Linked DNA regions of Mus musculus: regions 2 and 3 are each linked to region 1. A link is a loop called in an ENCODE intact Hi-C map of the cell type or tissue named here. Cell type or tissue: heart. All regions are shown on one strand.

Evidence for each region. Peaks named below come from ENCODE experiments on the same cell type or tissue, not always from the same donor. Only the 100,000 strongest peaks of a DNase experiment are listed, where the experiment ranks them.
Region 2: a loop joins it to region 1, with 5 times the contacts of the local background. A loop is called at or near these places in 3 of 42 quality-filtered maps.
Region 3: it touches region 1 in a loop (2.1-fold over the local background); 8 of 42 quality-filtered maps call a loop at or near these places.

The regions. Positions count from the first base shown.
Region 1 is chr16:32,426,918-32,434,917 of GRCm38, reverse strand. Tctex1d2 (Tctex1 domain containing 2) reads right to left here. Exons shown (of 5, transcript NM_025329.4): 4 at 7,997-8,000; 5 at 5,819-6,162. The coding sequence ends at 6,115. Pcyt1a (phosphate cytidylyltransferase 1, choline, alpha isoform) reads right to left here and starts at 3,997. Exons shown (of 9, transcript NM_009981.4): 1 at 3,887-3,997. In heart, a CTCF peak has its summit at 4,163; DNase peaks (open chromatin) are centred at 637 and 4,037; H3K4me3 peaks cover 2,569 bases; H3K27ac peaks cover 2,030 bases.
Region 2 is chr16:32,274,063-32,282,062 of GRCm38, reverse strand. Smco1 (single-pass membrane protein with coiled-coil domains 1) reads right to left here. Exons shown (of 3, transcript NM_183283.3): 3 at 7,282-8,000. The coding sequence ends at 7,906. Rnf168 (ring finger protein 168) reads right to left here and starts at 4,602. Exons shown (of 6, transcript NM_027355.2): 1 at 3,648-4,602. The coding sequence starts at 3,954. In heart, no CTCF peak of the experiment used is centred here; a DNase peak (open chromatin) is centred at 4,572; H3K4me3 peaks cover 3,372 bases; H3K27ac peaks cover 2,070 bases.
Region 3 is chr16:32,327,338-32,335,337 of GRCm38, reverse strand. Ubxn7 (UBX domain protein 7) reads right to left here and starts at 3,086. Exons shown (of 11, transcript NM_177633.4): 1 at 2,978-3,086. The coding sequence starts at 3,050. In heart, no CTCF peak of the experiment used is centred here; DNase peaks (open chromatin) are centred at 2,537 and 3,127; H3K4me3 peaks cover 2,679 bases; H3K27ac peaks cover 2,304 bases.

The DNA of each region.
Region 1 (8,000 bases):
GGTAATGACAAGAGAATCAGGAGTTCAAGGTCATTCCCAGTTACTCAGCAAGTTGGAAGACAGCCTAGGCTATGTGAAATCCTGCTTCAAAAAAAAAAGAGAGAGAGAGAGAGAGAGAGAGAGAGAGAGAGAGAGAGAGAGAGAGAGAGAGAGAGAGAGAGAGAGAGAGAGAGAGAGAGAGAGAGAGAGAAGAAAATCAGGAAAAGGAAAACATGCCTAGTAGTGGTAGTGTACACTTTTAATCCCCACACTAGGGAGGCAGAGACAGGTGGATCTCTGTGAGTTGGAGGCCAGCCTGGTATACAGAGCGAGTTCCAAGACAGCGGAGGTTACCCAAAGAAACCCTACCTAAATTTAAAAAAAAAAGAAAAAAGAAAGAAAGAAAGAAAGAGAAAAGAAAAGAAAAAACATTACTCTGAAAACAGACTTCATGAGGTTCCATTATACCACAAAAAAGAACCCTGTTCTGTGACCATAAAGTAAGCAAATAATCACATTCAAGGTAGATCTCAAATACAAAACCAAACCCACCCCTTTCTTAAGAGTCATACACTTCTCATTTCTCAAGTATAGAGCAAACCCCATGTCCCTATTTTTAGCAGCCCTCGTGTCAAGAGCGGTTAGTAAACAGCTGTGGCTGTGATGTAACAGCTTTGCAGACCAGAAGGAGAGGGCTCCCCTCGTTCGCTGGCACTCACCCTAGTTCAAACGAAGAAAGCCTCAAACGAATACAGTTTTTAACTTGTGGTTCTGACAGTTAACCAGAAGGAGTGAGGTGGGGTGGGGGTGGGAGGATGCCCTGCTGTACACCTACCTAGAAAGTGAAATTCAAAACATAAACAACAATAATTCAATTATTTAGGAAATCTAAACCTAAAATAAGTATATGGAATAATCCTACTGGTTGTTTGACCATGCTCCAGTGAGTCTATGGGTAACACAAAGCTGACCTTTTTTTCTATCCTTTTTCTCAGGGAGGTCACAAGGGTAGCAGTTGGATTGGGAAGACTGGGATGTGAACGTGATGGCGTTCATTATGTGAAACTCCCAAATAACAAATAAAAATATTATGTTGGAAAAGAAAAGAAATAATCCTTCCCATAATCAGAGTGAGTTAGTGTTAACATCAGGAAAAGCAGCCTGGAACCCAGTGAGACCATGTTCCTTATGAGGAGGTCCTCAAGAACGACAAACTCTCCATATTTATACAAGGAGAAATCATAAGCTCATTCTCTCTCAATAAAGTCACCATACTGGTTCTCACTGAGGCTGGCCTCAAACTCTCTATGCAGCCAAGGAAAGAGTTCAAGGATGGCCGTGAACTTGTGATCCTCATGCCTTTACCACCCAGCTGCTGAACGTACAAGCCTGTACCATCATACCCAGCCATTTTGCTAGCTTGCTTTGAAAGAAATCGGCAAATCAGCCTTGGTTTAAACCCCAAATTAAAAACAAAAACAAACAAGCACAAGCGAAAAACTAGCCAATTCCCTAGAGAAGTGAAGTTGAAGCAGGTTCTCTTCTAGTTCCTTCTGGTTGTGTAAAATATGTGTCAAGTACATAAGCATTAGTCCTAAAGGTGTAACTGGTCAGGCCAGAATAGTCCTCCAAACCCTCAGCAATTTCCACTTAAGAACCTTTCTGACTCTTCATTCCCTATTGTAAAGTGTACAGTGAGAAGGGTGGCTATTAGGTAGGTAACCAGATTAATACACTGTAGTGAAGTTAAAACAGCCCAGGCTAACCTAGGATTCACCATCCTCCAGCCTCAACTTCTCAAATGATAGGATATATACAACCACAGCTAGCTTTCAAATTCCTGTTACCATTGTTTTGTTTTGAGATATTCATTCTCATTCATTCTCTCTCTCTCTCTCTCTCTCTCTCTCTCTCTCTCTCTCTCTCTCTCTCTCTCTCTCTCTCTCTCCTGACTGTCCTGAAGCTTACTATGGAGAGCAGGCTGGTCTTTAAAGGTATGTTCTACCATGCCCTATCCCAGTATCTTTTTTTTTTTAATTTTTTTTAGACAAAGTCTTTCTATGCAATCCTGGCTGTCCTGATACTCCACTTGCAGTTGAGGCTGGCCTTGAGCTCAGAGATATCCCTATCTGTACCTCCCAAGTGCTGGAATAAAAGACATTTGGTACCACACCTGACCCAATACCTTTTTAATAGCAATCCTATTTACTTGTAGACTCTCCAACCATAAAGATTGAATAGAATATGAAGATCTATCTCTCCCTACTTCTATTTTATTCTTAGCAAACTGTTTTCTGGGTTTGCAGTTTTGCTCTTAAACTGTGTTATCCTCAAAGTTTCTCCTTCCTCAATGCCTATTCCTGGCAGTTTCTCCACAACAAACGCCTATATCCTTATTGCTTCTATAACTATCACCATCCCTATTTCAATATAGCTTTTGGCTCTCCCAACAAAAATTGTGTTTTAGTCCTCAATCATAACTAGCTATCTTGATTACGGTCAAATAGCTTTCTCCAGTTAAGGCCATCTGTTGGAGCCTGTGGCCAGCACAGGTCCCAGTTCCTAACTCACTCTACACTTACTTCTCTGCAGTTCCTTAATCATAGAATCATTACAGAAAGAAAAACCTCAAATAATCCAAACCCACTACTTCTCAAACTAAAAAAGCAACAACAGCAAAAAGCTAGACATGGTGGCATGCACCTTTAATCTTGAGGCAGAGGCCAGGAGTCTCTGTGAGTTCAAGGCCACCCTGGTCTAGATGGTTCCAGGTCAGTGGCTATACATAGTGAGATCCTGTATTAATGCCTCAGAGCCAGCACTGGTGAGGCAGAAATAGGCAGATCTCTGAGTTCAAGGCCAGCCCGGTCTACAGAGGGAGTTCCAGGACAACCAGGGCTACATAGAGACACCTTGACTTGAAGAAACAAACTCACAAGCAAGAGCAAAGAAACAAAACCAAAACACTTTAAGTCCACCAAAATTTTTAAGCCCAACTGAAAATACTTGTCTCAGCCTCCTGGGTGTCTGAATTCTAGTTGTGTATCACCACACCCAGTTTTCAAACTTTAGCTCGTTTACTGCATACGTAGTAAGATGTAGGAAGCTAACTTTATAGCATCATTGCAAACACACCTGAAACCTATTTTATAAATCCTTACTATGTGAACACAGCGGGGATTTCTATTGTAGACCAGTTGTCTGTATTTAGTTAGTTGCCATCCAACTAAACTGTCTTCACAGCCCAATAGTAAACTGGGACTCAGAGTTGGGTGGCATAATCCAACTCTGAACTTTCCGCTTACTGACGAAGACACTAGCTCAGTGGTGAACTAAGTTTCTCACCCACGGAAGTTTGCCCGTAAAATTCAAACTCTGGTCTGGTCTCACACCAGTGCGGTTTCTTCGTAAGACCTGTGCCGGGTGGGTCCCTCGCTCATTCACTCACACTTTGTACACAAACACAAGTGCAAAGCACCACCCCCAATTCCTGATCTTACATTCTCCTCCAAGTCAGCCCTCAAAGTCGCTGCTTGTCGGTGAGCGCGCCCTCGCAGCCGCTGCTTCATGGTCCCTCGGATCAATCCCCTCAGTCACTATCCATCGATCAGTCAGTCCCCGGGTAGTCACTGCTGCATACTTACTCGGTCATGGTCCCGTCGCAGCCTCTGCCTCGTGCTCTCCGAGGTCAGAGTCCCTCGCATTTACTGCTCCGGGGGTCACAGACCCCTCACAAGCGGCCACCCCTGGGTCACAGTCCTCTTGGCTGTCATTGTACCTCGGTCACAGTAGCCTCCTGCTTCACACTTTCCCTAGCTGTCACTGGCCCACTCTTCAGTCGCAGCCCCCTCACGCTCCCAGCCCGCCTTTGTCCTCGCAAAGCACCCACTACCCGGAGTTTCCTTACCTCAACTCCTCCAGGCTCCGGTCCCCCTCGGATCCCTTCCCCGCGCCGCGTCACCGACTAGCGAAGTCAAATGGGTTGCGGGGAGACGCCCGGGAAACATCTGACCGGACTGCGGACCGGAAGTCCCGCCTCCCGCCCGCCCTCTTGTCAATGCCACCTCCGCATTCCTGAAAACCACAACCTGACAGAGTAGTTCCGCTTCCAGAGGGGCCGGGCGCGTGGGGTGACTGAGCCGAAGCGCTGGAGGCAGGCGCGGGGTCGGCGGGCTCGGAATTCCGGATGTGTGGCGCCTCCTGCCGCCGGTCTCCCGGCGTCCCCTGCGCCCGCTGCCCCTCGCCTTCTCCGCAGGGCTGGGGCTCCGATGTCCGACCTCCCCGAGGACTTCGAGCCCGCCGGCTCGGTCAGGCGAGCTCGGGTCTGAGCTCATCCTCTGTCTGCCAGTTATTCGGACCTGGGTTGACTCATCAGAAAACGAGCCTAGAAATCGACCCGGGAAGTAGTGGAGCAGGAGTAGAGGCGAGGGCAAAAATGCACAGACAAGGAGGCTGTAGTCTAGGGAACGAACTTCCTACGGTGAGCTTTTGGGGGATTTTGTTTGGCCGAGTCCCCCCCCCCCACACACACACACACACAACACACTTCTAAGATTTTGTGTGTCCACGGAGGCCATAAATGGGGTGACATGTCTTGGAGCTAGAGTTAACGGGCCTTTGTGAATACCTGGGTGCTGGGACCTGAACTCTAGTGGGTTTTGTTTTTTTTGGTTTTTTGGTTTTTTGTTTTTTGTTTTTTGTTTTTTTTTTTTTCGTTTTTTCGAGACAGGGTTTCTCTGTGTAGCCCTGGCTGTCCTGGAACTCACTCTGTAGACCAGGCTGGCCTCGAACTCAGAAATCCACCTGCCTGTGCCTCCCCAGTGCTGGGATTAAAGGCGTGCACCACCACTGCCGGGCTAATTCTAGTCTTAATTGAACAGTAAGTGCTTTTAACTCTTAACCACTGAACTCTCTCTCCAGACTTTTTGAGGGGAATTAAAAGTAACTATCAGACATGGCCTTTACTGTTGCCGAGACTGGCCTGGACCTTACTATTTGTCCCATGCCGGCCTTGAATTTGCAGTGGACCTCCTGCCTCAGACTCTAGAGTGCGGTCATTAGCCGCCACACCCTGTGCAATTCTGTAGCTGTAAGGCAAGTGGGAAGAAAACTCTACAGGAGAAAGATGGGGGGGGTGGGGGTAGACTTTTATGTATTTGTTTGCATTTTTTACTTGAAGATAACTGAGAGGAAAGAGGATGGGTGAACTTGTGCATCTGCTGAGGTGCTTCTAAGGAGAAAAATGATTAAAAGCTAGCACACACACTTAAGTTCAAATAGGTATTTGGACTTGGCAGATAAAATGCCCCCAAAAAAGGACTTCGTAGCTGGAGGAGACACCAAGGGCCTCTCTGGGGAAGATGGGCATCACAAAGGTAGTAGTTTAGACTGTAGCTAACATAGAAACCTAGGAATCTTTTTATGGTGGTGGTTATTTTCTAGACAGGGTGTCTCTGTATAGAGCAGGCTAATGTATAATTCACAGAGATCCACCTGCTTCTGCCTCTTGGGTGCTGGGATTAAAGGCGTGTGACAGCACCACCTGGCTGAAACTCCTTGCTCTACTTTCATGTACACTTGAAATTTCTCAGACCCTGTCACTAAACAAAAGGGATATACCTTTAAGCAGTGAGCTGTGTAAACCATAGGGTAGTCAGCCAATAGCTGAGCACAAATAACAGGCCAGAAGAAACGAAAGCAACAGTACAAAGAAAGTAAGTTTTTATAATGGTGCAAAATTTGAAATTAGCCCCTTGATAAGGAAAGGTCAAAATTCAAATGGTATAACCTAATGATATAAATGCAGCTATTATGAAAGTCATAAAAACTATTCATGACATAAGGGGTGAAAACACACAATTTATTTTATAAATATTTTTTTACATCTTATAAGGAACAATGAATAGAAAATATACCCAAGTATCTAGTCATCTGACATATTAAAATGAATTTTCCCCTTTTTCTCTATATTTTCCAAATGTAGAAAGGGCAGAGATAACATAATAAAATCAAGCCATTTAAACATATACAACTTAACAGATTTTAGGTACCAAAGTGCCAACTTGTTTTTATTTGGTCAGGAAATTTAACAATATAAAAAAGTTAAGGTTCCTTGAAGTCACACTTCCCAACGATTCAATAGTAGAAACACCCAAATGCTGCCACCACACAGAATAAGCTGTCCTACAATGAAAAAGACAGAAAACAGAAATCCGCAGGGTTAGTGCTAATGAGAAAGTAGGCCAAGCTGGCCACTGAAACTGACACACACTAGATCCTTGTCAATTTTCTTTTTTCCCTTTGTCTTCAGGGAATCTAGCTATGTAACACAAAAGGCTTCAAACTTGGAATGGTCTTCCTGCCTCAGCCTCCCACGTGTAGGGATTGCAGGTGTGACCCTCTATATCCTGCCAACTTACTTTGCTCAGGGTTTCAGTTAGGTCCTGAGCCCATACAGAACTGAATGGACGAAGAATGTGGGCGATGTTAATGAAAGACACAGATGTCACAGGCCTCCAAATAAGGCTGAGCACTTAACTAGACAGGTACGACTAAGCTCCAGAAAGGACTTCTTGGTCTCCTTCCCAGCCCTGTTTCTCCCTGTAGCTGCTGCCTGGAGAGGAGATGTAACAACCTTTGAAAGATCTCCGGTTGTCTGAATAAACTACACAGATTCAATTCCTGTCTCTGCTCATTGGCACCTGTAAGCAGCCAGGCACAAGGAGCTCTGTGTCTCCAGTTACTTTACTTCCTTTTTTTGTTTGTTTGTTTTTGTTTGTTTTTTGTTTGTTTGTTTGTTTGGTTTTTCGAAACGGTTTCTCTGTGTAGCCCTGGCTGACCTGGAACTCACTTTGTAGACCAGGCTGACCTCGAACTCAGAAATCCACCTGCCTGTGCCTCCCTAGCGCTGGGATTAAAGGTGTGCACCACCACGCCTGGCTACTTCCATTTTATGATTGCTTGTATTTTTCTTTAGTTTTGAGAAGTGACTTTAAGATAAATAGATGATTTTATTATTGAAAGTTTTGTTTATAGAATCTTTATCCAGATTCTTAGGTAGCTCAGTGAAATGTGATATGTTCCAATGAACAGATAGTTCTAAACTAATGTTAATTATTACTCTTACAAGGACTGTCAGGACTGGATTTTGGAACATAGTGATTTATGGGGGTGGTTATGATGGTTAATCTTCACTGTCAACTTGACAAGGTTTAGATTCACCTCAGACACACTGCTCAGCAAGTCTGTGGGAGTCTACCTGGAGAGGTTTAACTGAGGAGGAAAGACCGGCCCTGAACACGGGCAACTTCCCACGGCCACAGCTATAAAGCTCCTGCTGCCAGGCCTCCCTCACAAGAGCAGACTCTGCAGCCTGAACTGGAAGGCATCTGCAACCTTTCCTTGGTTTTGTTTTGTGTTTTTGGTTTGGTTTGGTTTGGTTTGGTTTGGTTTGGTTTGGTTTTTCCAGGCAGGGTTTCTCTGTGTAGCCCTGGCTGTTCTGGAACTCACTCTGTGAAGCAGGCTGGCCTTGAACTCAAGATACCTCCTGCCTTTGCCTCCAGAGTGCTGGGATCAAAGGTATGCACCACCATAGCTGGCTACTAACGGTAATCTATAACACTGTAAGCATGTACACATGTTATTAGAAGACACTTTATCATTGTTCGGCTTACGTAGAAATGTCTATGAATTCTGTTTGTAGTTTTTCACAATTAAATAGTAAAAATTAATATAAAACCACTGATGCCGGACAGTGGGGCACATGACTTTAATTCCAGCACTAGGGAAGCAGGCGGATCTCTGAGTTAAAGCCAGTGTGATTTATAGTCCCAGGACAGCTAGGGTTATCCAGAGAAACATTGTCTCCACCCACATACCTCCCCCACAAAAAACACACCTTATCCAGAAGTCTAAGAGATGTCTCAAAAATAGTTTCCTCAAATTTTAGCAGTAGACTGGTGTTGAATGGCCATATGTCTCCAGGAAGAAGACATGGAGGAGTTTCCCAAGGACTTACGTTC
Region 2 (8,000 bases), 150 kb after region 1:
GGTGGCTCATGACTTTAATCCCAGCACTCGGGAGGCAGAGGCAGGCAGATTTCTGAGTTCAAGGCCAGCCTGGTCTACAAAGTGAGTTCCAGGACAGCCAGGGCTATACAGAGAAACCCTGTCTTGAAAATACAAAAACAAAAAATATACTAAGAGATTAATGAAGGAGTGAATAAATTGATTTTTAAACATTGAGACAAAGTCTAGCCTCTAATTTGTGATCCTCCTGCCTCAGATTCCTCTGTTGTAATTAGAAGTATTGAGCCACAAACCACCATTCCCAGCTAGGTCTTTGAATTTTCCATTTATCTAACGTTTTGTAGTTTTTCAGTGCTTGAGAATATGATTTTATCTGGAGACAGGATCATCTGGAGGTAATCAATTTAACTATGGTCACTGGGGTGAATCTTCTGCATTTACATTTCAAATGCTATCTCAAAAGTCCCCCATACCCTCCCCTCCCCGGGGTGAATCTTTTAATTATGACTAGTAATCTTGTAAATATGGAACAAATTTGGACACAAAGACAAACATGCACAAATGGGAGATGGTATTAAGACATTCAGAGAAGGGGATGGGATTTTAAAAGCACTGGCTGCTCTTGCAAAGGACCTGAGTTTGATTCCCAGCACCTGCATGGTGGGTGTTCACAACCATCTCTAACTCTAGCTCCAAGAGATCCAACATCCTCTTTGGCCTTGGCAGGCACCAGGCATGTACACAGCGCACAACCATACATCAGGCATAACACTAACACACAGAAGAGACCAAAAAGCTAGAAAGTGGTGTGGAATGTCAAAGGCCTTGGTTTCAGTTTGACTTCTGACCTCCAAAACTATTAGGAAATTTTTTTTTTTTTTTTGTCATATAGTTTGTGGTACTCTGTCATTCTGGCTTTAGGAAACTGATACTCCTCCTGAGTGCAATGATTAAAAGTGTGCACCACCACCAGGGCTGGCTCTACATTTTTTTTTTTAAAGATTTCTTTATTATTATATCTAAGTACATTGTAGCTGTCTTCAGACACCTAGAAGAGGGCATCAGATCTCATTATGGATGGTTGTGAGCCACCATGTGGTTGCTGGGATTTGAACTCAGGACCTTCGGAAGAGCAGTCAGTGCTCTTAACCGATGAGCCATCTCTCCAGCCCCTGGCTCTACATTTTTAAAAGCTAATATGTGTATATGTATGATTGAATCCAAAGCACTCTGCCACTGACCTATATCCCATGCCTACAATTTAGACATTTATTGAAGATTTTAAAGTCCAATAGTACCAAGAAAAATAGTTTAAAGAGTCATGAGGTGGAGCCAGGCATGTGAGACCCTGACTTAAAGCGTTTCTCCCTGAAAGGTAAAGCCCCTAAAACATTCCCCCAAGCTTGTTTTCCCTGATCTCTAAAAATACAGTCAGAAAGAAGCTCTTTGTTCTCTATAGCCAGCAAAAAGCCTTTTTGTTTCTGAGCCTTACAGCCAGAGATGCTATAATTGTAATTTTACCAAGGACACCTGGCAGAGAAGAACTCTCCTCCCAATTCCTCAGCTAGCTGTTAAAAGCCCCCTACTGTTACCGCTCAGGGTTGAACTCCCCTGCCTTGCTCAGCGTGTGGAGTTCGTCCTCAGCTAGCTGAAAATAAAACCTCTTGCAGTTTGCATCAGGTGTGATTTTCTCTCGAGTCTTTGGGGTGCCGGCCAGCTCATCCGGGGACTTGAGCAGAGGCCCAGCTTGGGGGGGGGTCTTATATGCGGGGGCTCGTCTGGGATTTGTGGCCTACCCCAGGTCTTACAGTAACACAGGCCTCTTGTCCTAGCTTGAAGGAAGAAACAGGTAGACTGTTATGATTTCAGGCTAGGCTGGTCTGCACCTCTTTATTTCCATGATCTGGAACCTGTCAATTGTGTTCCTGTGTTTTGCTATGGCAAAATGCATCACATAAATAACTTGAGAGAGAAAAGATTTAGTTTGGCTCGTTCAGAGGTTTGCATTTATGGTTTTATGCCTGTGCAAGGCAGAAACATGATTGTGAAAAAGCTTGGTAGAGGAGAGGTGCCCACTTCAACTGCAGTCAAAAAGCAAACCTGTCACAGGCATTTCCAGTATACTTCCTCCAGACAGGCCTCACCTAACAGCCCAGCTGGGATAAACTTATCAGTGGACTGATCCAATGATGTCGTTAATGCTCTCCATATGGAATCACCTGAGTAATGACAGCTAGAACAAAGCCTTCATCCCACATTACAACTTTAACAATTCCATTTAATGAAAGAGCAATATATTCTGTTGCAGATATGTACATTTAGTTTATCCATCCATTGATGTCACTTGGACACTTCTACCTTTTTGTCCTACTATTTTTATACATTTTACAAGTTTGTACTAATATGTTCTCATATTTCAAAGGCGATTAAGAGGAAGGGCCTTCCTTTTCATATTTGAGCCACCTGAAAACAGAACTATATATTCAAAAAAAATCTTTCAATTGGGTTACAAAAAATTAAATTTTCGCCTTTAACTCAAGCACTTGGGAGGCAGAGGCAGAAGGATTTCTGAGTTCGAGGCCAGCCTGGTCTCTACAGAGTGAGCTACACAGAGAAACCCTGTCTCAAAAAAAAAAAAGAATGCTTACTGTTCTTCCAGAGTACCTGGGTTTGGTTGGTTCCAAGTACTCACATGACAACCTATAACTTTGTCACTCAGTTCTAGTTCTCCTGCCTCTTCTGCACCACATGCACATGAGGCACTTACATTCACACACTCTAAATACATATTTTAAAAAATAAGAAATCTCAAGTTTTCCCTTCCGAAGTATCTGCAATTATTTAATTCTGCTACCTCCACAGATAAAGAATTGTTCTTAAGAACAGTAATAGTGATATTCTAAGACAGGGGCTATTTAGCCATGATTCATTGACAGGACAAATCTGCCCCCCCACTTTTTGTTTTTCATAAAGTTTTATGGAAACACAGGCACTATCTTCATTTACAAAGGGTAATGTAAATTAATGTATTGACTACGGTGGCTTTTGTTCTACAGTGGCAGAGCTCACCAAGTGTCTTCAGTAGACTATATAGTCCACAAAAATACTTACCATTCTGCCCTTATAAAGGGCAACCCTCACTAATACTACTACATTATAAAGGACAGGTGTGTAATAGCACACCTGCAACTCCAGTATTTGTGAGGCTAAGGCTATCCCATGCTACACAGTAATAAAACTGTGTCTCAAAACATGTCTAAAAAAATGTTAAAAAAAAAAAAAAAACCCTAATTCACAGCAGATGAACACAACTTGACCATTACTACACGTGATGTAACTCTGTCCTTGACTTTAACTGATGTGTGGGCAGGGCTTATAAAACCACAAATCCTCACGATTCAGACTATTTAGCCTTCTTTTTCTTTTTCTTTAAATTAGAAAATGATGGTTCGAGCCCTGCGATGGTGGCTCATACCTTTAATCCCAGAACTCAGGAAGCAGAGGTAGGTGGATCTCTGGGTTCGAGGCCAGCCTGATCTACATTGTGAGTTCCAGGACAGCCAGGGCAACACAGAGGAACCCTTTCTCGAAAAGCAAAAACAAAAATGGTTCCCTTTCAAAGGGATTTTGGGCCGTTTTACCCAATAAACATGCTTAATTTTACTTACTGATTTCCTTTGATTCTTGTCCAGAGATTCTAAGCTTGCATTCCTTTGCATAGTGTTTTTGAATAATCTCCCACAGGTCTGTATTGACCAGAGAATTTCTTCGGGTATGGTACCGAGTCCACGAAGAGACCCGGCGACGACAGAAGGGACAGCATAGATTGGCCTTTTCAACAGTGGACTGGAAGCATGGGTTACAGAGCGTGTGGTTGCAAGGTAGGGTTACAGGCTCTAGGAGGATTTCCATACAGATCCCGCACTGACATTCGGCTAAGGAAGGGATGGAGGTTTTAGGTGCAGCCATCTTCATATGCTAATGAGACCTACCCAACGTTAAAATCAGAAAGGGACTAAAGTCGTCTTTCGCCTAATCACGCCCAGAACGGAGAAAAGCAGCGAGCCGTTTGGTGTTTACTCTCACACACAGCAGCGGACTGAGATCCAGAAGGCCTGAGTTCCCACGGGCCCGAGACAAGCAGGAGCTGTGATGTCAGGTCAACAGTTATGCCCTGAGTCCAGCAAGGGAATGAAAGAACGTTCCTCCGGGAGTCGGCGGCCTCGGGGCGGAGAGTGGTTCTGTCTCCCCGCGCCACACAAGCGCTCATCCAGCTCCCCTTCTTACGCGGTGAGGACCCGCCTCTACGCGCGAGGCGGCCGGGCTTGCCAGAGCCGGAAGCCCGGGCACCGCCGCTCCCAGAGCACCCGGTACCGCCCGGAATCCGGGCTCGGGCCGCCGCGGGACTTCCGTCTCGCCGTTGCGGTGGAGGCAGCCCTCCAGTGCCCACGCTCCAGCTTCTGGAACACCTCGCGGTACCCCCCGGGTCCCGAGACCCAGCCGCTCGCACCCGCTGTCCTGCCAATCGGTCTACTGGCCGCGGCCGGAGCAGGTACCCGGGCTCCACGGACGTCACAATTCCCCGCCAAAACGGCACGTCTTCCCCCAAGGAACCGCTCAGTCGGGCGGGACTTCCGGGAGCTGCGTCTGCGTTCCCGCCTAGCCTGCTAGTAGCAACTCCTCCCGCTTTTGGTCGCTCGGCTACTGTAGGCTGCAGAATCTTGCTTACTCAAGTAACTCTCTAAACCAAGATCCGAACAGGAATTTTTGTAATTATTCTTTCAGTATTCTTTAGGCTACCCTTCTCCTAACAAAGCTTTCTAAAGTTCTTAGTGCTAAAAGAAGAAATTACAACAAATTTACCTTAAAGATTTTTCTTAGCATTTATTTGCAACACTAGCATTTTATAGAATGAGCAGCAGATATTGGCCTTATAGACAAGTGACGCTCAAGGAGAGCAGCAACAAAGAGTTACACCTGTGGTTTCAAAGAATCCTTGTAAAGGTTAAATAAGGTGGGGGTGATATCCTTATGGTACTGGCTAAAACAGCAATGTAGAGATTTGGCTGTTATTGCTTTCCCTCTTGTTTTGGGGGTGCTTGGCTTGGGCCCTCTACCCCAGACTTTAGCATGAGTAAATGCCTATTGGGTTTGGTATGTGGAGTCTGAAGAACTCAACAAGAGACCCATTTCTATAATCAATCCCAGCATTTGGGAAGTAGTCACAAAAGGATTATTATAAACTAGCCTTGGCTACATAACTGGTTCCAGGTCAACCTGGGCTATATGAGACCCTTCCTCAATTGGTCAGCTGGTTCCCAAAACATTGCAGGCAGAGGCAGGAGGGTCTCTGTGAGGTAGAGATCAGCCTGGTCTATACAGTGAGTTTAGTAAGAGACTCTGTTTCAAAAAGGAAGGAAGGAAGGAAGGAAGGACCTCTGAACTAGGCATGGACACGTGTGTCTTGTAATTGAGGCATTTAGGTAGCAAAGGCAGAGGCAGAAACAGGAGGACCTGGAGTTGGAGTCTGTGATGGTTTGCATATCCTTGGCCCAGGGAATGGGACTATTAGAAGGTGTGGCCCAGTTGGAGTAGGTGAGTCACTATGGGTGTGGGCTTTAAGACCCTCATCCTAGCTGCCTGGAAGCAGTATTCTGCTAGCAGCCTTCAGATGAAAATGTAGAACTCTCAGCTCCTCCTGCACCATGCCTGCCTGGATGTTGCCATGCTCTGGCACCTTGATAATGGATTGAACCTCTCAATTTGTAAGCCAGCCCTGATTAAATATTGTCATAAGAGTTGCCTTGTGGCCAGGCGTGGTGGCACACGCCTTTAATCCCAGCACTCGGGAGGCAGAGGCAGGTGGATTTCTGAGTTCAATCCCAGCCTGGTCTACAAAGTGAGATCCAGGACAGCCAGGGCTATACAGAGAAACCCTGTCTCAGAAAAACCAAACCAAAAAAAGAGAGAGAAAAAAAAGAAAGAGTTGCCTTGGTTATGGTTTCTGTTCCTCAGATCTGTGACAACTTGGCATTTATACTTCTTTCTGTGTCACAGTCCACTGAGGTCTTCAGCTTCCTTTCTAACGACTTAAGGCCCACAAGCTTGGCAGAAAGTAGCAAGACTGTCCTGGAGCTGTGGCTGAGACACTGACATAGGTGCTGGGAGTGGAACTCTGGTCCTCTGGAAGAACTATACATGCTCTCAGCCACTGAGTCATCTCTCCACCCCTATTATTTCATGCTTTCAATTGATTAATTGCCCTTCAAAAGGCATTCAAAATTCAAAATGTTCAAATTGAGCAAGCAGTCTGACTCTTCCTAGGGAAATATAAAGAAATGTCTGTTTCGCCTAGACAGGGCAAAGACAGACCAAAGAAGAGATTCCAACCAAGTCCAGCGTGGTGAACCAATGAGTTCATTGGTCTTACAGGAGCATGGGTGTGGGTTACTTACAGAGGCATGGATGACTTGAAGGCAAACCATCTAAAATCCCCACCTCCGTGTGGGGATGACCCCCAAAGCTGCACCACTGCATTCTGAACCCCAATCAACTGCCCACCTCCTGTACAGTCTAGCGTCCCACCTCCTGTACAGTCTAGCGTCCCACCTCCTGTACAGTCTAGCGTCCCACCTCCTGTACAGTCTAGCATCCCACCTCCTGTACAGTCTAGCGTCCCACCTCCTGTACAGTCTAGCGTCCCACCTCCTGTACAGTCTAGCGTCCCACCTCCTGTATAGTCTAGCGTCCCTGAAGATTAGGTGTGGCTGGAGCAAGAGTATGTACAGCCTAGGTCTGGGGTTGGAGACTCAGGGGAAAGTAGCATTTCCCTTTTCCATCAACGAGGAAATGGCAGTAGGACTGATCTCATGACCCTGTGCTGTGGCCAATCACAGCTTCTCTGATTCGAGACAATGATGTCATGTCCTGTCTAGAGAAGTTCTACTAGCCAGTGAAAACAATTTCTTTCCCTTTGACTCTTAGATTCTTAGTCCTCTACCCCCACCCCCCCCAAAAAAACCCCACATCACTTAAGTATCACTGCAGAAGTGGATATATCTAAACTTATACACAGTATCCTTTGAAGATATTATAGGTATGCTGGGCAGCCATGGCTATCCAGCACTTGGGAAACAGAGGCAGGCAAATATCCAGGTTTAAAGCCAGCTGAGGCTACAGACACAGAGAAACTATGTCGTGAACAAAAAATTGTGTGTGTGTGTGTGTGTGTGTGTGTATAAAATTGTTTTTGCCCCTTTTTGTATATAACATTATAAATAAAACACCAAATCTGAGTAATGATTCCATATAAATTTCTTTATTATGTATTTGGTGGTATCAGGGATTGAACTCAGGGCCTCATACATACAAAAAAAAAATGTAGCTGGGTGGTGGTGGCGCACGCCTTTAATCCCAGCACTCGGGAGGCAGAGGCAGGCTGATTTCTGAGTTCGAGGCCAGCCTGGTCTACAGAGTGAGTTCCAGGACAGCCAGGACTACACAGAGAAACCCTGTCTCGAAAAACCAAAAAAAAAAAAAAAAAATGTACTCTGGGCTACACCCCAAATTCTACTTCATTATAAAATATTTGCTTCTTTTTCAAATATGGCTACACACACAATGTACATTGTATCCATTTGTCATAATTTCTTTAATGTTCCTTCCACTTTTGCTATAAAATAAGCCTATAAAAATTAAATTATGCATTTTTTTGGTTTTTAAAATACAAATGACCGCCGGGCAGTGGTGGCGCACGCCTTTAATCCCAGCACTTGGGAGGCAGAGGCAGGTGGATTTCTGAGTTCAAGGCCAGCCTGGTCTACAGAGTGAGTTCCAGGACAGCCAGGGCCGTACAGAGAAACCCTGTCTTGGGGGAAAAAAAATACAAATGACCGAGAGTGGAACTGCTGGGTCAAAGGTAACAGGTTAGTCTTTAACTGGGGGCATCAACTCTTTTAGGGGTGCCCTTGAGTTTTCAGGGTCCTGTGCTTGTTTCCCCTTCTCGATGATCTGAACAGCTC
Region 3 (8,000 bases), 100 kb after region 1:
GGATTAAAGTCATGTGCCACCACAGGTGAGATGTCGTTTTTGAGATAGGGTCTGACAGTTTAGCAAACTGATGTGGCCTTGAACTCAGAAATCTGCCTGACTCTGCCTCCCAAGGGCTGGGATTAAAGGGGTGCGCCACCATCACCCGGCAGCCCCCATTTTCTAGTCTACATTAATCCTTATTTTTTGGGTGCTAGGTTACCTTTTATCTATTTTTTGGTTTTTGGTTGGTTGGTTTTCTTAAGGGTCTTATGCAGCCCAGTCTGCCCTTGAACTCATTATACAATGGAGGGCAGCCATGAACAAGTACTGAAATTACAAGTATGTGCCACTGTGGTGCTTAGCATTTTGTCTAAGATCCATCCTACAAGGGCCAGGTATGCTTGACTCACTATAAAAGGGGCTGCTCGCCCCTCTGACCCTCTGCCCTCTTGCCTTCTTGCTCTCCCTCTGTCCTCTGATCTACCTCTTCTCGTTCTCCTTGCCCCCCGCCCCCACCTTCTCCATGTGCTCATGGCTGCCCTCTCTACTACTCTTCTCCTCCTCCTCTCTCTCCCCCTCCCTCTCCCTCTCTCTGTCTCTACTACCCTCTCAACTCCCCTCCCCATGCCCTGAATAAACTCTATTCTATACTATACTGGCTTGTCCCCCAGGGTGAAGGGATGCCTCAACCTGGGTCCACGGAGGCACCCCCTTCCCCACACCTGACGACACCTCCACCAAACATCCCTTATCGTTTTATAAACACAATAGTGTTTGCCTTTCATTTTTTTACCTGCTCTATCTTTTTACCTCTTGAATTATTATGACTATATGTGTAAATTTTGTATATATGTAACTAGACACCACAAAACATCACTCTGAAGGATTTTTTTTCTTCTGTACATTTGCAGAAATCATTACCTACAGGGAACTTCAATCTGATCCAGCAACACAGAGGACTAGGCCAAAAACAAGATGTATAGACTAAACTGGCAAACAAATTAGTATTAAATTTATTTCAAGGCATTTTGGGTCCTGAGTATATATTTTGAAAATGTTGCATAAGAAATAATGTGAGAGCTGGGCATGGTGGCACGCCTTAATCCCAGCACTCGGGAGGCAGAGGCAGGCAGATTTCTGAGTTTGAGGCCAGCCTGGATTTCAAAGTGAGTTCCAGGACAGCCAGGGCTATACAGAGAAACCCTGTCTCAAAAAAACCAAAAAAGAAAAAAGAAAAGAAAAGAAAAAAAAAAAAAAGAAGAAGAAGAAGAAATAATGTGAGATTAAAACAATTGAGTTTCCAATTCACAGATGAAAATAAAGTAATAGTAACTTGCCCAAAAATCCTAAGGTTAAATAGTAAGACCTTAAACTATATTTATAAAATCCAAAGAAAGATTAATATTTCTCTGTGTGACTCACTAGATTTTTTTTTTTTTTTTAGGCAAGCAATGTAGCAGTATTAACTTGTATACACAGAAATCTAGTTTCTTTCCATAATGTTGGTTTGGTAAGGCACTGGGAAATCCACATGTTATTATAAATAAAATAACCCCACCACAAAGCTTAACAACATTTCAGTTATCTTACTTTTCACCTCAATTTTATTACAAATCTTGTTTTACCAGCTTTGACATATTTCATGTGACAAGACAGAAAACAACGCATCAGCCACTTAATTATCGTTGCCGAACAAAAAATAAAACTAGCTTCAATTATAAAACTGCAAATAGCATGTATTGGTTAAAATAAAGATCTTACACGTCAGACTCAAGAACACAAACTAGAAAAAAAGAACACAAACTAGAAATATTCTCCGCATCAAACAAATTATTATCAAAGAAAGGATAGTCCTGTTGAGAGGGGGAACTAACTTTCTGACCTCTTTTCAAAATGACAAACTAGAACAGCAAAATCACACTCAGGCACATGGAGTACTGTTCTCTCAAATCACTCCACAGAGAACTTCATCATTTGCTCCGCCCTCTAATAACTCATGCAAAAAAAGTTCAGCACCATCGGAGAGAAACAAGACATAGCGCATTCACAGAATGGCTTAAAGTCTTTCCTCCCGGCGGGTAAGAGAACCTGCGTTTGCCCTTCGTCGGGGTCCGAAGGGAAAGAGAAACCTAGGCCTAAGGTTTCACGGATACTGACACCTAGAAACAGATTTCTCTGCAAGAAGTTTCTGCCGCCATCCCCATTTTATCAGCAAAGACTCGGGCGCCATCGTCTCGATGTTTGGTTTTATTATGAGGAGGTGGGAAAGGCCACCCAGGATTACTTTAGGCCTCACACACACACTAAGCTCAGGGTTCCCCCCCCCCCTATTCCTATGTGAAACCCTCGGTCCCTAAGGTGCCCCTCCGCACCCCTTGTTCCCGGCGGCAAGTCCCCCGGGATGTGTGAAGGCGCAGCAGAACCCACCCGCCTCACCGTTAAAGCGAGACGGCCCTCACACGGCAGGGCCACCGCCAAGGCTCCGGGGGGGCCCAGCGAGGGGAAGGGTAGGCCGGGGCCGAGGGACAGGGACGATGACCTGGCCGGGAAGAGAGGATGGCATGGGGGGAACGGACTGCACCGCCTGGTCCGCGGGCAGCACGATACCGAGAGGAGGTGATGAGGGAGGAAGAGGGCGGTGGCCCGGGTGCGGCCCCCTACTCCTCCGGCCCGCAGGTCCCGGGCCCCTGGCACCGCGGGCTCGGCCCATCCCCTGTACTGGACCGGCTGGGGGCGTGGGGGGCCTGTCTGGGAATAAGGGGAGACCGAATCCAGGGACTGAGGGGCACGCGCGGGGTGGGGGCGGGGGAAACCTGCCTCCCGCCTGAACCGCAGACCCCGGCCGCCGCCGCCGTCGTCGCCTGTGCCTCAGGAGAGGGCAGGAGCTGAGGGGAGAGCCCGAGTGAGGAATGCACCAAGGTGAGGCGAAGCCCGGGACAGCCCCGACAGCCTCCCCGTAGCCGACTCTTCACCTTCCCGTAACCGCGTCTCTTACCGGTGATGGCGGTGAACTGCTGGATTAACCCCTTCAGCGCCGACGACGCCGCGGAGCCCCCGTGGGCAGCCATCTTACCGCCGCCGCCGCCGCCGCGGAACAACAACACAGACACACACGGGGCTCCCTCCCCCACTCCGCGGCGTGCTGTGCGCAGGCGCACTGGCAGGCCCGAAGCTCCGCCCTCTCCCTGTCTGTGCGCGTTTTGCGCAGGCGTACTCTCCGCGAGCCGCCGCTTTGGTTTGAAGCCTGTGCTGCTGGCTGGTAGCTATTCTTTGAAACATTTGGTGCCTTCTCTGAATTCCGGAGATATCCTCCTAAGTACCGCATTGAATCCCAACATCCCAAAGAATCTTCAGACCTGAAATACCAAACTCTTGATGAAACGCTCAGGGTTTCACATAAAGTAGGTATTTTGTTTGGTTTTATGTGACGTTTCTTAAATTCTAAAGTGTAAGTTAATAGCTTAGTAAAAAATGAACCAGTCTATAGTAGACTTTAGTAAATGATTGTTCGCTCTGTTTTTCTTCAACAAATGTCTCAGTATATCTCCCCCCAGGCTCATTCTTACTTTCTAAAGATATTAAATCGGGAGGTTTTTTGGGGGGGGAGTTGTTTTTTATCCTTAAACAAAGATATATGCAGATACAGTAAATAAAATAAAGAGAACACTGGAAAGTGGTCCTGAAAACACCGATAATAGTTACAACTAAAAAAGAACTTGATGAGCCGGGCAGTGGTGGCACATTCCTTTAATCCCAGCACTTGGGAGACTGAGGCAGGCGGATTTCTGAGTTTGAGGCCAGCTTGGTCTACAGAATGACAAGGACAGCCAGGGCTACACAGAAAAACTCTGTCTCGAAAAAAAAACATGATGAAAGGGGCATTAGGAGGGCTGATGAGATGACTCGGCAGTTGAGAGCACTGACTGCTCTTCCCAAGGTCCTCAGTTCAAATCCCAGCAACTACATGGTGGCTCACAACCATCCGTAATGAGGTCTGATGCCCTTTTCTAGAATGTCTGAAGACAGCTACAGTGTACTTACATTTAAATAAATAAATCTTTAAAAAAACAAAAGAAAGAAAAAAGAAAGGGGCATTTAGCTTAGTTTTCATACTTTATTTTTAAATAAGGTAATAGTGTGTAACTTGCACAATTCTAAATACTTATTGCATTGCTGGTGTGTCAACTTGACACAAGCTAGAGTCGTGAGAGAAAAAGGAGCCTCAGGGGAGGAAAAGCCTCCATGAGATCCAGCTGTATTTTCTCAGTGAGTGACCAGTGAAAGTGGGCCCGCCTATGGGCGGTGCCATGCCTGGACTGGTGGTCCCTGCTTTTATAAGCAAGCAGGCTAGCACACCATGGGAAGCAAACCAGTTAACAGCACCCCTCCATGGCCTCTACCTCAGCTCCTGCCTCCAGGTTCCTGCCCTGTTTTTTCAGTGGTTAACAGCAATGTAGAAGTATAAGCCAAATAAACCCTTTCCTCCCCAACTTGCTTTATGGCCAAGGTGTTTCATGACAACAATAGAAATCCTGACCAATTTCAGTTATTTAGGATAGTTTTTATTTATACTTTGATGGTTTCATATATGTTTATCGGGTATCTTGATCATATCCACCTCTACCTCCTTACTCATTTTCCCCTGGACATTCTTACACATCCCTCCCACTTTCACGTGCCCCCACCCCCACATCAACTCCATTGAGCCTAATCCATGAATGCTACCTCCTGGATGGCTGCCTCTTACCAGCTTGATCTTGGGTGGGTAACCGTAACTGCAGTGAGTTCTTGAGTGTAGCAGCCTTGCCATGTCCTAGAGACAGCCCCTCTCCCATCCTCCGACTCTTATGTTCTCTCTGCCCTCTCCTTGTCTTTCCCTGAGCCTTGATGAGGTTAACATAGATGCCACAGTTAGGGCTGAGCACTCAATAGTCACTTTCAGTTCTTGACCAGTTTCTTTTTTTTTTTCTTTCTTTCTTTCTTTCTTTTTTTTTTTTTTTTTTTTTGAGATAGGGTTTCTCTGTGTAGCCCTGGCTGTCCTGGAACTCACTCTGTAGACCAGGGTGGCCTCGAACTCAGAAATCCGCCTGCCTCTGCCTCCCTGGTGCTGGGATTAAAGGCGTGCGCCACTACACGGCTCGCTTGACCAGTTTCAAGTGTTTGTATTCATCACTGGTTAGGCCACCACCGTGGAAAGAAAGCTTCTCTGGCCAAGGCTGAGGGCAGAACTTATTAATGTACATAGATAAGTATTTAGAAGGGAGTTTGAAAGTATATCTAGGCTGGTCGGTGGCAGCTAGTGTTTAATCCCAGTGCTCAGGAGGAAGGAGCAGTTGCATCTCTATGAGTTCGAGGCCAGCCTGCTCTACACAGTGAGTTCCAGGACAGCCAGGGCTACACAGAGAAACTCTTGTCTGGAAAAAAAGAAAGAAAATATGTTCATTTAGCAAAACGACAGTAGTCGATTCCCCAATAAGCCCTATATGACTTCCTAAGTTTTTGACCAAGTTTACATTACATACTTTCCTCCCCATGAAGCAAGCCTCTAGTCAGAAATCAAGTGGTTTCCCCCATGACCTTCATACCAGTAATGCCCCAGTGGATATCTCGCCTGGCAGATCCGTTTTATAGCACTCAGGGCTCCTTGCTGGATAACACCACTAATTGTGTGTGGATCCTGAAGCCCACCCTCCACACTCAGCATACACAGCACCTTCCCACCCTATGAAAGCCGTCAGGGAGAAACTCTTCAGGTCACTTCCAGCTTTTCTGTGTCCTGAAAACAACGTGTGTTGTGCTTTAAGCAAAAAAAAAAAAATTTAATTTTTTTTTTAATGTGTGTATGCCAGTGTGGGTCTGTTTCCATGAGTACATTGTCTGCAGAGGCCAAAAGAAAATGTCAGATACCCTAGAATTAGAGTTACAGACAGTTGTGAGCTATTCAATGTGGGTGCTTAGAACTAAATTCAAGTCCTCTGCAAAAGCAGTCAGTGCTCTTAACTATGGAGCCTCCCTGATAACGGGTAAAACAGTATTCCATGCCGGGCACTGAGATTTTCATTTGATAATTCATGTCTTCTGAGGAAAGTATTGTCCATCCCTGCAAGGCACCTGTGCCCAAACTCCTCCTTTTTTTTTTTTTTTTTTTTCAAAATTATAAAGTTGTGGGTTTCTATAAAAGTTATTTTTTTCATGTGTTCTTTTTTTTAAATATTTATTTATTTTATGTATGTGAGTACACTGTAGCTGTACAGATGTTTGTGAGCCTTCATGTGGTTGTTGGGAATTGAATTTTTCAGGACCTCTGCTCTGAGTCAACTCCACTCACTTTGTCCCTGCTCTCTCCAGCCCGAAGATTTATTTATTATTATACATAAGTACACTGTAGGCTGTCTTCAGACTTACCAGAAGAGGGTGTCAGATCTCATTATGTGTGGTTGTGAGCCACCATGTAGTTGCTGGAATTTGAACTCAAGACCTTCAGAAGAGCAGTCAGTGCTCTTAACCACTGAGCCATCTCTCCAGCCCCAGTACAGTTATTGTTAATTGCATTTAAAGAATGTAAGCATTAGTATACAGCTGAAGACTATTTTACTATTTTATTCAGAATATAAACAAGAGAAGGACCAGCAAGATGGTGCTTGCTCCATGAGTCTGATGATCTGAGTTCAATCTCTAGTCCCCACAAAGGAATGAGAGAACCAAGTCGCTGTGTGGGCTTCAGTGAGATGGCTCAGATGATAAAGGCACTTTCTGTCAAGGCTGATGACCTGAGTTCAATCCCCAGAGCCCACATGACAGAAAAAGAGAACCAATTCCCACAAATGTCTCTCTCCTCTCCTCTTCTCCCCTCCCCTCCCCTCCCCTCCCCTCCCCTCCCCTCCTCCTCCTCCTCCTCCTCTCCTCCTCCTCCTCCTCCCCTCCTCCTCCTCCTCCTCCTCCTCCTCCTCCTCCTCCTCCTCCTCCTCCTCCTCCTCCTCTTCTTCTTCTTCTTCTTCTTCTTCTTCTTCTTCTTCTTCTTCTTCTCTCTCTCTCTCTCTCTCTCTCTCTCTCTCTCTCTCTCTCTCTCTCTCTCTTTCCCTTGTTTATTGGTCTGTTTGAGACAGGTTATGTAGCCCTGCCTGTACTAGAACTCTAGAACTCTGTAGACCGGGCTGGTCTCAAACTCAGAGATCCCCCTGCCCCTGCCCCTGCCCCTGCCCCTGCCCCTGCCCCTGCCCCTGTCCTTGCCTCTCCAGTGTGTTAGGAATAAAGGTATATGCTACCACCACCCAGCTCCACATATTGTCTCTTGACTTCCACATACATGCTCTGTTCCTAATGCATGCACACATGTGTGCAACCTCATATGAATGCACTGGCTCATGCACACACACACACAAATTGATGTGTAAAAAAAGAAAAAATCAAGCCAGAAACACACATTTGTAATAACAGAATTCCTACAGCAAGATGGGAGGCAGAAAGAAAAAACAGCAGACGCTAATGTCTGGAGTACTATCACAACAGAAATGGGAGAGAGCCCCTGACTCAATAAAGCAAGAGGTAATCAACTCCCAAAGCTGGCCTCTAACGCCGGGTTTGGACCTATGTCCGGTTAGTGACATAGGGGATCACTACACGGTAATTCTAGTTCTAGGGGATCCACTACCTTCTGATCTCCATAGCACCAGGCACCCATGTCTTATGTACATACAGACAAAACAGTCATGCACATAAAATAAGTAAATCTAAAAAAAAAATTCACCTTGTCCTCTGACCTCTACATACCTGAGTGCCTGCATACATACACACACAGAGAGTAATATTTTTTTCTTTTTTTTCTTTTTCTTTTTTTTTTTTTTTTTTGAGACAGGGTTTCTCTGTATGGCTCTGGCTGTCCTGGAACTCACTTTGTAGACCAGGCTGGCCTCGAACTCAGAAATCCGCCTGCCTCTGCCTCCCAAGTACTGGGATTAAAGGGGTGTGCCACCACTCCTGGCTCTTTTTTTTTTTTTAATTTTTTTAAAGACGTATTT